Regions from separate parts of the Homo sapiens genome. Here region 1 is linked to region 2. Evidence: read pairs that join two places in POLR2A ChIA-PET (ENCODE). Cell type or tissue: MCF 10A. All regions are shown on one strand. Links, peaks and the distances in the headings refer to the core of each region. The heading gives the core; the rest is flanking DNA.

Evidence for each region. Peaks named below come from ENCODE experiments on the same cell type or tissue, not always from the same donor. Only the 100,000 strongest peaks of a DNase experiment are listed, where the experiment ranks them.
Region 1: POLR2A ChIA-PET joins it to region 2 with 5 read pairs; 4 of 35 experiments call an interaction of 5 or more read pairs at or near these places.

Annotation. Positions count from the first base shown.
Region 1 is chr9:92,002,345-92,011,050 of GRCh38, reverse strand. It overlaps LOC107987094 (a long non-coding RNA gene), which reads left to right and starts at 6,545. Exons shown (of 3, transcript XR_001746836.2): 1 at 6,545-7,023. It also overlaps the pseudogene RPL21P82. In MCF 10A, for the core only: no CTCF peak of the experiment used is centred there; no DNase peak of the experiment used is centred there.
Region 2 is chr9:91,939,832-91,948,537 of GRCh38, reverse strand. All of the region lies in intron 1 of ROR2 (receptor tyrosine kinase like orphan receptor 2), which reads left to right. Among named protein-coding and RNA genes, the nearest start is that of ROR2, 6.0 kb to the left of the region's middle. RefSeq lists enhancers at 2,826-3,327, 8,045-8,559. In MCF 10A, for the core only: no CTCF peak of the experiment used is centred there; a DNase peak (open chromatin) is centred at 4,477.

The sequences.
Region 1 (8,706 bases), core at 2,146-7,145, 63 kb before region 2:
CTGCCCCTGTGGATGGATTAGCCCACTCACCAATTACCCAAGTGTGGAGTAAGGATTGGGTCAACCCAGCAGGGTTTTGGAGGAAAATCAGGCCACCTGTTTGTGGCCAGTTGTGAAACAGGAGTTAGAGCTCCCCATTTGGTCTCTGTTGTGCTTCCCCTTTACCCAGTTCTCCAGCCAGACTTTTGTTTGTCTGTCTGATTGTTTGTCTATGCCTATTGGAGGTTTCAGGCCTCTCTGGCATCCAGTCTGGGGTCATATGGGAGATAAAAAGAAAAACCAGGGAACTCACCAGGTTGTCATTTCTGAAGTTTTAAGGTCTCTAACCTATCTACCTTCTTCTCTCAAGCACTCAGAATTCTTTTATCATTGTCTGTTGAATGATTTCCAGGGTATTTTGTTATTTTCAGAGGTGTTAGAGGGTAAGAGGAGAAAAAAGTGAATCTATACTTTCTCTTTTTTTTGTTGTTGTTTTCTTTTCTTTTTTTTTCAGATGGAGTCTCACTCTGTCGCCCAGACTGGAGTGCAGTGGCGCAATTTTGGCTCACTGCAACCTCTGCCTCCCGGGTTTAAGCAATTCTTATTGCCTCAGCCTCCCGAGTAGCTGGGATTACAGGCATGCACCACTATGCCCCGCCAATTTTTTTTTTTTCTTTTTTTTGAGACGGAGTCTTGCTCTGTCGCCAGGCTGGAGTGCAGTGGTGTGACCTCAGCTGACTGCAACCTCCACCCCCTGGGTTCAAGCAATTCCCCTGCCTCAGCCTCCCGAGGAGCTGGGACTACAGGCACCTGCCACCATGCCTGGCTAATTTTTTGTATTTTGGTGGAGACGGGGTTTCACCATGTTGGCCAGGATAGTCTCAATCTCCTGACCTCGTGATCCACCCACCTCGGCCTCCCAAAGTGCTGGGATTACAGGCGTGAGCCTTTGTGCCCAGCCTCAATTTTTGTATTTTTGGTAGAAACAGGGTTTCATAATGTTGGCCAGGCTGGTCTGGAACTCCTGACCACAAACGATCTGCTCACTTCAGCCTCCCAAAGTGCTGGGATTATAGGCATGAGCCACCACAGCAAGCCATCTATACTTTCTTGTTCTTGAACTAGAAGTGTCATTTATGACTTTACAAATAAAAATGGGAATGAACCATTAAGTTCCATAGTGACAGGCGTCATTGCTGGGCGTTGGTACAGAGTGGACATTCTATAATGATTTGTTGAATGAATGAATGAATAAATGAATGAATGAACAAAGTTTTCATACTTCAATTTCAGTATACTTAAGCCATTTGTAAGATAGAGCCTCGGCCGGGCACGGTGGCTCACGCCTGTAATCCCAGCACTTTGGGAGGCCGAGGCGGGCAGATCACGAGGTCAGGAGTTCGAGACCAGTCTGGCCAACATAGTGAAACCCCGTCTCTACTAAAAATATCAAAAAAATTAGCCAGGCGTGGTGGTATGTGCCTGTAATCCCAGCTACTTTTTGGAGGCTGAGGCAGGAGAATTGTGTGAACCTGGGAGGCAGAGGTTGCAGTGAGCCGAGATCGCACCACTGCACTCCAGTCTGGGTGACAGAACGAGACTCCGTCTCAAAAAATAAAATAAAATAAAATAAAAGACAGAGCCTCATACCTCTGAATTCTTGGGCAAGTATCTATTAGGGTTTAAGGCTGCATCTTTCTGAGAAAATATCATGTTGATTGCTAATCTGAAGTAAAGACGTTACTATTTTCCAAAAGCTGATGATACTGCTATCTACTTATACCTGTCCATCCATCCATCCATCCATCCATCCATCCATACATACATACATACATCCACCCACCCACTCACCTATCCATCCTTTCATTCATTGACCCATCAGTCTATCTGTCCATTCATCTGTTCATCCATCTGTCTGTCGGTCTGATGTATCTATTTATCTATCTAATCACCCTGAGGTCTCCTTTTCTCTTCTTCAAAAAGAATATTTGCTATTCAGGGCCAGGCATGGTGGCTCACACCTGTAATCCCAGCACTTTGGGAGGCCGAGGCGGGTGGATCACGAGGTCAAGAGATCAAGACCATCCTGGCCAACATGGTGAAACCCCATCTCTACTAAAAATATAAAAATTAGCCAGGTGTGGTGGCATGCGCCTGTAGTCCCAGCTACTTGGGAGGCTGAGGCAGGAGAATCGCTTGAACCCAGGAGGTGGAGGTTACAGTGAGCTGAGATCACGCCACTGCACTCCAGCCTGGCAACAGAGTGAGACTCTGTCTCAAAAAAAAAAAAAAAAAAAAAAAAAAGAATATTTGCTATTCAGTATCCAGTTATACTGAGCATAATAAGTTAGGACTGGAAACCACCCCCTTAGCTGGAATCTTTCTTCAGAAAAGATGCCGGCATTTAACATACCGAAATGACAAAATTTTTAGATTTTACTCTTGATAGTGCTGGATCAACATGACAGAATGTCAGCATTTTTTAAAGACTTAAATGTCTAGATTTCTACTAAATTTCCTTCAGCTCACACTCCCTTTTCCCTGTAAATATGATGATGATTCTCAGATGTGGCTTTTTAAATGAAAGCATCTTAATTACGCAGTAAATAACTCGTACAGTAAGAGACCAACTGCATGGGGATGCATTTCACATAGGATCACACTCGCTGGGTTTTGTTTCTTACATCTAAATTTTACTCCACAACAGATACCCAACTTTTTGTATTCAAGAGATGAAATGCATAAGGAATTCATTAAGAAATCAGGCTTTGGTGGGACAGCTTTGATTTGACACTTTTGAAATACGATCCAGGTCATGGCAGTGAGTGATGCTGACCTCTTTTTTGGCAAGAGCATCTGGACTTTATTATTTTAAATCAGGTTGTGGGGTGCTGGTATCCACTCCTCTCTGAAACTGCTACTGCAGCAGGCCTTACATCCTGAGACTATTTGGGAAATTAATATGGGTTCTAAATATTTATAAATAAATTTTATATTTATTCTTGATTTTGTTGTTTTGTACCTCACTTTATAAATCTTTAGAATTCCAAGGTAACAACCTTTTATGGTTTATCTGTAATGGTGGCCTTCATGCCACAGATAAATCAAATCTATGTCATTTGATTAGTATTTAATTTATTCCCTCAGAAGCATAAGTAACACTGAATAGATTATTTATGAATGTTTGTTAAATGAATGGAAAATTACTCCAAAATAAACTATCATTAAAAACATGTGAGTGGGCCAGGCACGATGGCTCATACCTGTAATCCCAGCACTTTGGGAGGCCAAGGTGGGTGGATCATTTGAGGTCAGGAGTTCGAGACCAGCCTGGCCAACATGGTGAAACCCGGTCTCTACTAAAAATACAGAAATTAGCTGGGCATGGTGGTGGGCACCTGTAATCCCAGCTACTCGGGAAGCTGAGGCAGAAGAATTGCTTGAGCTCAGGAAGCGGAGGTTGCAGTGAGCCAAGATCGCACCATTGCACTCCAGCCTGGGCGACAGAGCAATACTCTGTCTCTCAAAAAAACAAAACAAAACAAAACAAATGTGAGTGTGCTATGGGAGGTGAATTAGGTGGATTTTTGGCTACCTGCACACTTCACTCCCTTTTATTTCCAGTGGTCAAGAGTTCAAAACAAAACTATCTCTTTAATTCCATTCCTAACTGAAGTTAAACAAGACAGGGTAAAATTGGGTTCAACCTCAGTTTTCAGCAGCTAATATGTACTGTTTTCTGATTTTGGGGATGCTTATTTTTCAGGATCAGAGTCTGGTTAAAAAAAAAGAAGAAGAAAAGAAAAACCACTTTCACATCTAAAGAATTTACCAGCTGTTTCTATTCCTTCTTTTCTATTGTTTCTGAAATACTGTCACACATTCACTTGTCAATTTCATAGAAACAAAATTCCAAGTTTCAAAGTTGAACAGGATATTTCCATGAGCTTTCATATTCGTAAAAGACTTTGTAAAAAAATATTTTGAGAAGAGATTCTGCATAAGAAAGAAATCTGTGCCAGCTCTGTAGATCTAGAATGCAGATTCTCATTTATATACAGGTCAGGGGACCTAATTGGATCTTCCCCATTCTTCTCCCCAAGACTTATCGTAAAATTACTCAAGGTTGTAGAATATTTGTATCTGCTGTATTATATCTCAAAGCTCTCTAATAAATTGCATCCCATTTTAAACCCCACAAAATCCACTTACAGGTGAGAAAGCAGAGACAGAAAAACTAATTCACTTGACTGTGATCTCACAACCAGGACACAACCCAGACCCACTCTTAACTCCTGTTCATTACCATACAGTACTTTTCTCTTTACCACACAGCAATCCAAAATGGGTTAAAAATAGCCCTGGAATATAAAATCTTGGACAAACAATAATTTCCAAAGGGCTCTTGGATCTCCACTAACTTCTAACAACCCCTTTGTTCCCCTAAGCTGTAAGATTCTCTGTGTCCCACCTTCTACTTTTTTTTCATTGAACAGTCCAGAGGTCTTTTATTTTTTTTAACGCCTATTATGCCATGAATTCATAGGGAATAGGTACCAGCAGCTCAGGCTGCTTCCCATTGGTTCTCACAAAGTGTGCTTCTCTGGGTGGAGCAGGCTGGCACTTCAGTTGAACCCAGGCACCTTTCTCTTTGGCTTCTTTCTTTTACTGATCATTTTCTTTCACACGTTTCAGGAAGCTATCTCGGCTCTTAGAGTGCTTAATGTACTCAATACACACATTAATTCTCTGGGCAAGAATCTTGCCCTTAACTTGTTTGTTTACGACAGTGCCAAGAGCATGCTGGGTAATATTGTAGACTCTTCCAGTTTTGTCAAGGTAACACTTGTGGGCCATTCCTTTTTGAGCAGTACCCATTCCCTTGGTGTCTACATTATCACCTTCCTTATAGATGTGCATATACGTGGCCAAAGGAACAACTCCATGTTTTCCAAAAGGCCTAGAGAACACATATCGGGTGCCTCTCCCCTTTCCCTTTGTGTTCGTCATTTTGGCGAATTACTGAAAGATGGCAGTTCTGGCTGAAAAGTCTACCTTCTACTTTTAAATGTAAGGTTTTTTCCCCTTCAAATTACAGCGTCTGCTTTTTTCTCTTTTATGTCAAAAATTACTTTTAAAACAAGAAAGTGAGAGAAACTAATTTATTTATTATTATTATTTTTTTTTTTTTTTTGAGATGGAGTCTCGCTTTGTCGTTCAGGCTGGAGTGCAGTGGCGCGATCTCAGCTTACTGCAAGCTGTGCCTCCCGGGTTCACGCCATTCTCCTGCCTCAGCCTCCGGAGTAGCTGGGACTACAGGCACGCGCCACCATGCCCGGCTCATTTTTTTGTTTTTTTTTTAGTAGAGACAGGGTTTCACCGTGTTAGCCAGGATGGTCTCGATCTCCTGACCTCGTGACCCGCCCGCCTCGGCCTCCCAAAGTGCTGGAATTACAGGTGTGAGCCATCGCGCCCGGCCTTATTTCTTAGAGAATACGTGTCTATTATAGTCTTGAGTACTTTGTTGATGAATATTCTTTTGTTGTTGTTGTTGTTGTTGTTTTTGAGACAGCGTCTCGCTCTGTCACTAGGCTGGAGTGCAGTGGCAGGGTCTCGGCTCACTGCAACCTCCACCTCCCGGGTTCAAGCGATTCTCCTGTATCAGCCTCCCAGAGTAGCTGAGACTACAAGTGCATGCCACCACTCCCAGCTAATTTTTGTATTTTTAGTAGAGACGGGGTTTCACCATGTTGGCCAGAATGGTCTCGATCTCCTGACCTCGTGATCCGCGCGCCTCGGCCTCCCAACTTTTGTTGTTTTTGAATTGCTCTTTATCTGATTTCTTTCCAGGCAGAATAGACTCTTAAATGTTAAGAACACAGGGCTTTCCAGCTGGGCGCGGTGGCTCAGGCCTGTAATCCCGGCACTTTGGGAGGCCGAGGCGGGTGGATCACCTGAGGTTAGGAGTTCGAGATCAGCCAATCAGCCTGGCCAACATGGCGAAACCCCGTCTCTGCTAAAAATACTAAAAATTAGCCAGTGGGTGCCTGTAATCCCAGCTCCTAGGGAGGCTGAGGCAGGAGAACCCCTTGAACCCAGGAAGCGGAGGTTGCAGTGAGCCAAGGTCATGCCATTGCACCCCATCCTGGGCAACAGAGCGAGACTCCGTCTCAAAAAGAAAATAAAAGAACATAGGGCTTTCCACCGGGTGCAGTGGCTCACGCCTGTAATCTTAGCACTTTGGGAGGCCAACGTGGATCACTTGAGGCCAGGAGTTCAAGACCAGCCATAGCCAACATGGCGAAACCCCATCTCTAGTAAAATACAAAAAAAAAAAAAAAAAAAAGCCAGGCTTGGTGGCCGCGCCCGTAATCCCAGCAGCTTGGGAGGCTGACGCTTGGGCAGCTGGGGCGCCAAGAATCACTTGAACCCGGGGCGGAGGCTGTAGTGAGCCGAGATTGCGCCGCTGCACTCCAGCCTGGGCGACAGAGCGAGATTCTGTCTCAAAAAAAAAAAAAAAAAAAGAACATAGAGCTTCGGAGTCAAGAAGATGGGAATTGGGAATTGGAATTTCAGTAATGGTCTCTCAGTTTCTTAGCCATGTGACCTCAGGGAGCTCGTTGAGGCTGTTTCCTCGTCTGCGAAATAAGGTACTACAATCGGCTTTACGGCGTCACGCAGCAAGAGCAGAGGTAACATTTAGGGCCGTCATTAACGCTATGGCAGGAGCGCGGATGATTCCAGCCCAGGGCCCGGCAGAGAGGGCGCTCTGTAGCACAGTGAGGTCTGAGAGTCCGCGTCTTGGCATCTAATTGAATGTCTACTACGATGTGGGTGGGTTCCAGCTCTCTCAGAAGCAGATCCTGAGAGAAGGACTGAAGTGCAAGCAGCTATGTGGGAGGTGATCCCAGGAAACGCCTGTAGGGGAGAGGAAAATGGAGCCGCCCAAGTCCCTGCAGGGACTTCACTGAGAAATAAATGACTGAGGCTTCCGCTGTGGACAACCGGGCTCAAGCCTGTTGGGACCTTCACGTCGACTGCTTGGTGAGAAGGAAGCCTGGCTGGCGACCCACGGCTCCTGCCCTGGTTGAGGAAGGACCGCGCCCCCCGCCAGGGGCCCGCAGCCCGAGGGAGAACTGCCTGCGCCCCTGGGGTACTGCGCCCAGTAATGCGTAGGGGCCCAGTTCCCTGCCCGGCTGTGCGGCCTCTCCCTGGTCTCTCTCTACACAGTGGCAGACCTACCCGGGCTGCTCCAGTAGACAGCAGGCTCACCTCCATCAGGCACCCATGCGGGTGCCCAGAAAGGCTGTCGAGGGCTCCCTACGAGGGAGGCGGGCCTGGGGGGAGCTGACAGCCGAGGGTGGCCTGCTGCCAGCTGGGGCAACAGGGTCTGCCCAGGAGCGGTCTATGCATGGCGTCTGTGTCCAGCACACTTGCCCTCTTCCAGAACTCTGACAGGCGGGGTCTCACTGCCCGGTGCCACCCCTCTGAGAACCATTCCTGGAGAAAAGACCTGTAGGTATGATCTGTGGAGGGGAGACTTGGCTTCCTGCCGACCACGCTCTGGTGGGAGCCACCAAGCCTCAAGCTTCCCTCACACACACGCAGCACAACCAGCGTCCTAGCGCCTTAGTCTTAAATAGGAGCAGAGAGGCAAGGATTACCAGCGCGGGAGGGGCAGACACAGCAGAACAAACAGAACAGAGACAATTCAGGTAGCAAAGTATTCACACATCCTCCTGTGGTTAGATACCATCAGAACTGGAAGAGAAAATCTGCACTCATGAATCGAGAATAATCAGGGACAGAGCTCTTGAAAATAGCCTGTTATTTATTTATTTTTATTTTTTTGAGACGGAATCTAGCTCTGTTGCCCAGGCTGGAGTACAGTGGCGCAATCTTGGCTCACTGCAACCTCCACCTCCTGGGTTCAAGCCATTCTCCTACATCAGTCTCCTGAGTAGCTGGGACTACAGGCATGCACTACCACACCCGGCTAATTTTTGTATTTTTAGTAGAGATGGGGTTTCACCATGTTGGCCAGGCTGGTCTCGAATTCCTGACCTCAGATGATCTGCCTGCCTCAGCCTCCCAAAGTGCTGGGATTACAGGCGTGAGCCACTGCGCCCAGCTGTTTTTTTAAACAAAGTTCAGTAGGTAGGTGGGAGACAAAATTAAGGAAATATCAGGGTAAGAGGGATAGAGAGATGGAAACTAGAAGAGAAAATATAAGAAATGTAGAGACTCATTCTTGGCAGTACAATATCTAATAAATTGGAGCTACTTGGGAGACTGAGACACTAGAATCGCTTGAACCCGCTTGCAGTGAGCCAAGACTGCACCACTGCACTCCGGCTTGGGTGACAGAGTGAAATTCTGTCTCAAAAAAAAAAAAAAAAAAAAAAAAGTCAGCTTTTTTTTTTTTTGATGGAATCTCGCGATTATCTATCAAGCAATTCTCCTGCCTCAGCCTCCTAAGTAGCTGGGACTACAGGTGCCCACCATCACGCCTGGCTAATTTTTGTATTTTTAGTAGAGATGGAGTTTCACCATGTTAGGCAGGATGGTCTCGATCTATTGACCTCGTGATCTGCCCATCTCAGCTTCCCAAAGTGCTGGGATTACAGGCGTGAGCCAACGTGCCCGGCCCTTTTCTTCTTTCTTTCTTTTTTTCTTTTTCGTTGAGATGTTGCCCAGGCTGGAGTGCAATGGCGTGATCTCAGCTCA
Region 2 (8,706 bases), core at 2,304-7,303:
GTCAGACATTCCTAATTACTTGATTTGGGAAGGGAGCTTGCGTTTATCTCACTGTGCATTAAAGCATAAACCGCTCAGAGTGCACAATAAAATAAGTAGACCACATTCTAAGTTGGTATCCATCACTCAAGACCTCTGTCGATTTCTGCAACCCCTCCCCCAAGAATCTCCCAGGAGATCCCTTTGCTGGGGGAGAGGGGTGGCGGGGAGGCGGCTTAAACACGTTGCTGGACGTGCTGTTGGGCGGCTTTTGCTGTTCACCCTGCGGTTAATTGTCCTACAAAAACTCTGCCTTGCAGACCATGAGGGTTGAGCGCAGCCTTTGAGGGGCGGTGCTGTGGTGGGGGTTTTTAGATGGGTGATGAGGAAAGCATGATGGGTCCATTGCTTAAGCCAAGGTGGTTGTAACAGGAAAGTTCCTTGAGTTTTGGGTGAAGGAATTTAAACACTCATAGTTTCCAGTGAATGTACAAATGTCTTATATGAACAAAGCAATTGGAGTCGTTTTCTTTAATTTTTGAACCCTGTTCTTTTTCTAGTGAAATACTCATAATCTTTATAGGAGAGGGCATAGGATATAATTCTCTTCGTTCTGTATGGCTAGGTTAACAAAATCCAAAGAGTATGATAATTTTTATTCAAAATAATAATAAAATTATATGATTACAGGAGATTTGAGTGTTTGGGATCTTTTCTGCTGTGAAAAGAGGAGTCCCTGTTATTTGAGTGTGTTTTATCCACGAAATAATTTATTATGTAAAACTATTTAGGGGTTTTTCTAAAAGGATTTGTAAGTTCTTATTCCACATTTTAATAGCAAGACTCTGTTTCCTCTGATGACAAATACTGATTTGGGACTATATACCAATCCTAGGTAGGGTAGGTGGGGAACGATGGAGCATTAGGGTCCCCCCAGCCCCCATTTTTGGCAGTGTAGTGTTTACTTTTGGCCCAGATCCCTGGAGTGATGGTGGTAATAAATAATGATAGTGATCCGTCTAGAAGAAATCCATCTAGAAGAAAATAAATGGAAACATCTTGAATAAGAAGACTTTGTGGAAAAAGAAAAGTTTTTATGTATATAGTAAGGCAACATATTTTTCTTATTACGGCTGTGTACCAAGCACAGAGCTACACATTTGAAATTTTTCAGTATAATTGTGAGATCCTGCTTAACTCTCATGTCCACTTCATAAAGCATGTCACCCTGAAAATCTGATCGCCGTGGACCCTATGTGACACTCAGTGTAACTGAGAGGGCTCTGGAAAGCCAAGCTGAACTTTTAATTAGTAAAGCAAATCATGGAAAACTGACAAGTCTGCTTTATATTTTATATGTAAAAAAGCAACATGGGTTTTTTAAAATGTGCGTTTTCCAGGGGTAGTTTTTGGTGACTGCTCTGCAGATTTTTAAGGCAATGTTAAACAACATTTTTATTTTTATTGTGAAACCTTTTTTTTATTGTTTATTCAAAGTGCTGCTGTAATTGGTGTTTGTATGTCTCTCTCTTAAGTGTGGTTTGCAGTGAATCACTTGTTGCCCCTTAAACAGTTAGCCTGGATTTAACCTCCAAGAGATTAAGTCTGGCAGAGTCTGAATTTTACACTGCTCTTTTCTTTGGAAGCTCTTCTGAAATCAGTGGAATAGAAATACAGGGGTACGAACAGCTCATCTGACAGGTAGGGAAGATTAATCCCCTTTAGAAAGGTTTCAGCTGGTGGACTGGCACTCCTTTAAAATGCATTCCCTGAGAGGCCAGGATGGGAAAAGTTATTAGTGAAATGGGAACTGGATGTGAAGGACTTGAGCTCCCTAATCTGCAGGACCTGGCTAGTCTGTTGTAGTGCTGGAAATTTGTGTACTCTTTGTAATCCTTTCCCTTGGAGAGTTCTAATTATATAATTCCACATTGTAGTCAGGGAAAAGAAAGTTAACGCTACAAACTGTTACTCCTTCCCAGGGTTTATAACCATCTTCTAAAATGGTTCCTTGATGACAGGCCTTTCCTTTTGGTGTTTATCTGGTTCATTCCCTGGGAACCTGGAGGGGACACTGTGAAGGACTCCCTCCTCCTCCTCTTCCACACCCCATCAGCGTCTTGTGGTTTCCACGTGGTGAAGGGCTGGGCAGCCCAATTTTGGGTTTACCTTGAGGTGCCTCCTTGGGGGCTCCTCGGGGCGGGCTCTTCCTTGCTCTTGCCCATTGGTTGTGACTCCATACATTGTCATTAGGATATTTCCTTTTTGGGAGCCCCGTGGTGACCACCAAGTGGAGAATACCAAGCATGTAAGGTTTCAAAGTAAAGAAACCAGGGGGCTTTGTTTTGCAGTGGAAGCATTGCTAGCTAGGTCTGGATTTTTATTGGTTGCACCCCAGCTGCATGGCCAATAGCAATTTCATGAAGGGACTGTTGGGTTGAAGGGACTGGCTTTGAAAACATTACTTCTCAGTGACCCTTTGGGCTCTTAGGTTCTGCTTTGCCCCACAACACCACCATAACACTGTTGAGGCTTTCAGTGGGTAGTGTGGGCTTCTTGAGTTTTGAAAGTAAAAATCCAAGCAACAAGAGGCGCTCCAGCCCATTAATTATAGCTGCAACTGGCCGGGGTTTTGTAGCAGCCGCCTTTTTCTAGCATGTATTTATTTGGTTTTGTTGAAGAGCTTGCCAAGTTGGAAACGAGGGCGGGACAGCTTTGCTTGCGTGTGCAGTTGTCATAAAATATGTCTGGGGTGTAATCTGTTTAAAATCATATTCGTAGAGTGGCCAAAGAATTGTTGAACAGTGTTGGGAATTTTCATAAAGCTTTTACAAAATAGGGAATTTTATTGGTGTGGTTGGCACTGTTTTTGGGATTTCTGTGGGTGTTTTCTTTTTAAGTCCTATCTCTGAAAAAAGCAAAAAACTCAAAAGCTAAAGGGAAGGAAATAATTACAGAAAAATGTAGCTTAATTCGACTAAGTAGCTTGGTCCTCTAGAAATCCTTAAGTTCTAGTGGGAAGTGGTGTGTATGTCTTTAATTGTCGCTGGAATGAGCTTCAGTAAGCACTCTGTCACTTTCTAGATGTTATCAGAGGAGAATGTGGCGGCTGCTTCAAGTCCTCCTGGAGTGGGGGAGGGTTCCCCTAAATCCCAAATACTCCTAGCCTAATGGTTTCCACACCCTCCTGGAGGGATAGTTAACACAATGGGCAGTTAAAATAAGGAAATGTTTAGGCCTGAACTCCTCATTGTAGGCTTGTGCTGTGGAATATAGTAGCCACCAGGCACACACAGCTATATAAGTTAAAATTAATTAAAATTAAAAGAAATTAAAGATTCACTTCCTCCCCTTCACTGGCTTCATTTCAGGTGTCAGTAGCCACAAATTGCTATGCAAAAATGTCACTGGGATTTTAGTAGAGGTTGCATTGAATTGGTAGATGGATCTGAGTAGTATTAACTTTTTTTTTTTTTTTTGAGTTAAGGTCTTGCTCTGTCACCCAGGCTGGAGTGCAGTGGTGCAAACACGGCTCACTACCTCTGGCCTTAACCTCCTGGGCTAAGCCTCTACCTCCTGGGCTCAAGTTATCCTCCCATCTTAGCCTCTGAAGTAGCTGGAACCACAGGCACGCGCTACCGTGCCTGGCTAATTCTTTGATTTTTTTTCGTAGAGATGGAGGTCCACTTGTGTTGCCCAGGCTGGTCTTGAACTCCTGGGCTGAAGGGATTCCCCACCCCCACCCCAGTCCTGGGATCGTAGGCATGAGCCACCTCACTGGCCATCATCTTAACAGTATTGTCTTCCTGTCCATAAACACAGGATGTCTTAACATTTATTTAGACCTTTCATTTCTTTCAGCAATGTTTTTTAGTTTTTAGTGTATGAGTCTTTTGCCTCTTAAGTTAAATCTATTCCTGAGTATTTTATTCTTTTCGAGCTGTTGTAATTGGAATTGTGTTTTTTAAATTTCCTTTTCACATTGCCCACTGTTAGTGCACAGAAATGTAACATTTTTGTGTGTTGATTTTCTAACCTGCAAGCTTGTGGAATTTGCTTATTAGCTCAAATAGCATTTTTGTAGCTCTTATTCTGTATGTAAAGTCGTATCATCTACAAATAGGCATAATTTTACTTCTTCCTTTACAATTTGGATGCCTTTTATTATTTTTGGTCTTGCCTAATTGCTCAGCCTGGAACTTCCAATACAGTCATGGGCCAAATAATGATGTTTTCAGACGATGGACCACCTATATGACAGTGGTCCCATAAGATAACACTACTGTATATGACTGTGCCTTTTATATGGTTAGATACACAAATGCTTCCCATCCTGTTACAGTTGCCTACAGTATTCAGTACAGCCACATGCTGTATAGGTTTGTTGTAGCCTAGGAGAAGTAGGCTACACCACATAGCCTAGGTGTGCAGTTTGTGTGAGGGACACTCTATGATGTTCATATGATGATGAAATTGCCCAGGGACACATTTCCCAGAATGTATCGTCATCGTTGAGCAACGCATGACTGTACTGTGTTGAATAGAAGAGGTGAAAATGGGCATTCTTGTCTTGTTCCTGATCTTGGAGGAAAAGCTTTCAGTCTTTTAACATTGAGTGTGATGTTTGCTGGGCTTGTCGTATATGGCTTTTACTATGTTGAGGTGGTTTCCTTTCTATTAGTTTATTCTCATTTTTTGGTATATTTTTGACTTTTAGAACATGCTAACATTCTACAAGTTCAAAAAATAAATCACTAAGAATAGCAGGAAACTAGAATTGAATACAAAGAAGCACATAAATGCAAATGTGTTGCAAATGAGTAACATGACTACACAGATGGGGGAAAAGAAACCGTAATGTTGGACTCAGTGCTTTGACGGTGTATCCTCAGCCTACAGGAGAAACAACAACCTGAAAGCAAAACTGGCACCCTTCTTAGTAGGTTTGATTTTCATAGTGGTGTGGGTATATCCATTCTGAAATGACTTTGTGTGAATTGTGAGATTAGACAGATAAGAAGTGTGTTAATAGTGTTGTAGCCAGGGTGCTCACTGAGGAAGGAGGGAGATATAAGGATGGAATAGGGGAAGGCAAGGAAGAATCTGGAGGGGTTGAATTGGAATTGGAGGTATCAGTGTAACTCATGCTTTCATTTATATATATATTTGGTATATATTATGTTAAATTATGCACCGTAATTTGTAAAACATACTCTACACATAACAGTTATTTCTTAGCACCTCATTAGCAGTGAGCTTTCTTAGTGCCCAGATGTTGGTTTCTCAATACTGTTGCATCTTAAAGGAGCTAGAGAACCTTGGAGAAATGACTGAATATGGGATGGGGACAGGGAAAAATACACAATAAGCCTGAAACGTGTTCTTGTGTTAGAACGCAAGTGAGTGGTGAAAAGTGGTGGGGGCATGGCAGATGTACTCAGGGGCCAACTTGAAGGAGTTGCAGCCAAGTCTGGGACCATTTAGGCATCAGAATAAATAAAGACAAGCATGGATTATACAAGGAACAAAATAGGCATCCAGGACTCACCATTGATAATAAGTACATAACTATATGTATGAGTTTCTTAGGCCTGCTGTAGCAAAATGCCATAAACGGGGTGACCTAAAAACCAGAAATGTATTCTCCCACAGTTTTAGAGGCTAGAAGTCCAAAATCAAGGTGGCGGCAGGGCCACGATCCCTCCCAGGGCTCTAGGGGAGAAAACTTTTTTGCCTCTTTTAGTTCCTGGTGGCTCATGGTGCCCTTGGTTTGGAGCTATATCACTTTGACTTCTATCGCCATTTTCACATGACCTTTTATTGTAAGGACACCAGTGATTGGATTTAGGGACCACTGTAAATACAGGATGATTTAATCTCATGTTCCTTATTACTACTGGAAAGACTATTTCCAAATAAGGTCACTTTCTGAGCTTCTGGGTGGATAGGGAAACACTAATTTACTACAAAACCTAAGTGGGAGGGGTGGGGAAGAGAGGGCACTTCCTAGAGCAAAGTGCCAACTGATAAATGGGAGGCGAGTTGGGAATAATCACATTTTACAGCAATAACTGTACGGATTGATTTGGGCAGGCGTCATGAATGAGTGCTAAACTCATTAAAGAAGACATGTTTGATGAGGAGCAGGAAATGTCTGTGGTCTCAAAGGATTTCCCCACAGATTCCTTGTTGGCAAGGGACAGTTGCTAACTGTAGACTGGCGAGATTTGCATCCCAATACCTGGGTGGTCCAGGTTAATGCCACAGATTTGGGCAGATGGATGCCGTCCTTCCCAAGAGCATACATCATTTAGGTTGCTTTCTATCTGGGGAAGAGAGTCTGATTATGAGCAAAAATCAGCAAACGAAATGGAGGGACATTCTATGAAACAATGGTCTGTAGCAAAAATTGTCGAGGACATGAGCGATGAAACAGGGCAGGCCAGGTCCAGCTTGAAGAAGACCACAGGGGCCTGGTGTGGTGGCTCACGCCTGTAATCCTAGCACTTTGGGAGGCTGAGGCCAGCGGATCACAAGGTCAGGAATTCAAGACCAGCCTGGCCAACATGGTGAAACCTCGTCCTCACTAAAAATACAAAAGTTAGCCGGGCGTGGTGACATGTGCCTGTAATTCCAGCTACTAGGGAGGCTGAAGCAGGAGAATCACTTGAACCCGGGAGGTGGAGGCTGCAGTGAGCCGAGATCGTGCCACTACACTCCAGTCTGGGCAGCAGAGCAACACCCTGTCTCAAAAATGAAAGAGAAGAGAAGAGAAGAGAAAGGAGGGCAGGGCGGGGCTGGGCGGGGTGGGGAGACAGTACAATACAGTACACCACAGGGTAGGTAGAGAAGACAGTACAATACAATACACCACAGGGACAAGGCAGTCCAGTGCATGTGCTGGCCCTGACCCTGTGCTGGAGGGAAAAACATGCTGTCGTGGATACTAACGGAACCACTGAGGAAATTGGAAGGTGAGCGTAAGTTATTTAAACGTGTTGTCAGACTTGTCTTTCCTGAGTTTGTTAATTGTGCAGAGGTGGTGTAAGAGGATGTCTGTACTCATAGGACATACACGCTGCCATGTTAAAGGATAAAGGGGCTTGATGTCTCCAGCCTACTATTGTCATCTCAGACCATGATAAAGCCCATGGGGCAAGAGTGACACATTAGTGAACCTGGGCAAAGAGTAGAGGGAAGTTTCATGCACCATTCTTGTAACTTCTCTGTAAAGGCGAAATGGTTTCAAAGTAAAGAATTAAGGCCGGGCACGGTGGCTCACGCCTGTAATCCCAGCACTTCTGGAGGCTGAGGCGGGGGGATCACGAGGTCAGCAGATCGAGACCATCTTGGCTAACACGGTGAAACCCCGTCTCTACTAAAAATACAAAAAATTAGCTGGGCACGGTGGTGGGCGCCTGTAGTCCCAGCTACTTGGGAGGCTGAGGCAGGAGAATGGTGTGAACCCAGGAGGCGGAGCTTGCAGTGAGCCGAGATAGCGCCATGGCAGTCTGGCCTGGGTGAAAGAGCGAGACTCCATCTCAAAAAAAAAAAAAAAAAAAAGAATTAAAAATGTTAAATTCTAACAATGGATGGCTGAAGCCAGTGCAATGAACAATGGAGTTTAGCACATGCTGTTAAAAGAAAGACTCAAGGCCCGGCGAGGTGGTGGCTCACGCCTGTAATCCCAGCACTTTGGGAGGCTGAGGAAGGTGAATCACCTGAGGTCAGGGGTTCAAGACCAGCCTGTCCAAAATGGTGAAACCCCATCTCTACTAAAAATACAAAAATTAGCCGGGGGTGGGGGCTGGGTGCCTGTAATCCCAACTACTCGGGAGGCCGAGACAGAGACAGGAGGATCACTTGGACCCAGGAGGCAGAGGTCACAGTGAGCGGAGATCGAGCCACTGCACTCTAGCCTGGGTGACAGAGCAAGACTCTGTCTCAAGAAAAAAAAAAAAAAAGAATTGCACGTTATGATTTTATTGGAAATGGTGTCACAGGGACTGAGGATGGATGCGATCCAGGTGCTTTTGAGGCCAGACAGCATTTCATTGAAGGGACTGAAAATCTCTGTCTTTGTCTAGTTTCTGGATTGCCCCAAGTTTTCTGATTTTTCTTTCTTAAGATTTTTATTATAGAAATTCCAACACACATAAAATTAGACGACTGCAGTGAACCGCTGTATATTTTTCACTCAGCTTCAACAGTTGCCACGTTCATTTCGTTTCATTTCCCCCGGCCTACTTAACAGTCCCCAGACAGCCTTAATTGTTTACCTGAAAATACTTCAGCATGAATGGTAAGAACTGTTTTTTTCACACCATCTCAATACTGTTATCAACAAGGAGCCCTGGTGTTGTCTGATACCCAGCCCTGCTGGAAATGGCCTTTCACACTTGATTTGCGCACAGCGGGGCTGAGTTGCCATGAATGCAGCTGTGCTCTGGGGTTCCCGTGGGCTTGGAAGCTCCGAATTCTGGAAGGTGTTGCTTCCCTGCATCACATAGGCTGTGGCCCTCTGGGTGCAGAGCCCAGGAACCTGGGCTTGGAGTGGCACTGAGTCTCTCTTGGACATCTTTGTGCAGGTGAATGTGGGGTGGGGCCCGGAGATTCAGGCCACGAGGCATCTGCTGAGCCTTGTTTAATCCAGCCCTTCCCAGTCCCGTTTATTCTGGAGCCCTCTTTTGGTGGGTGCTCTTGTTACCACCTCCTTCAGCACAGCCT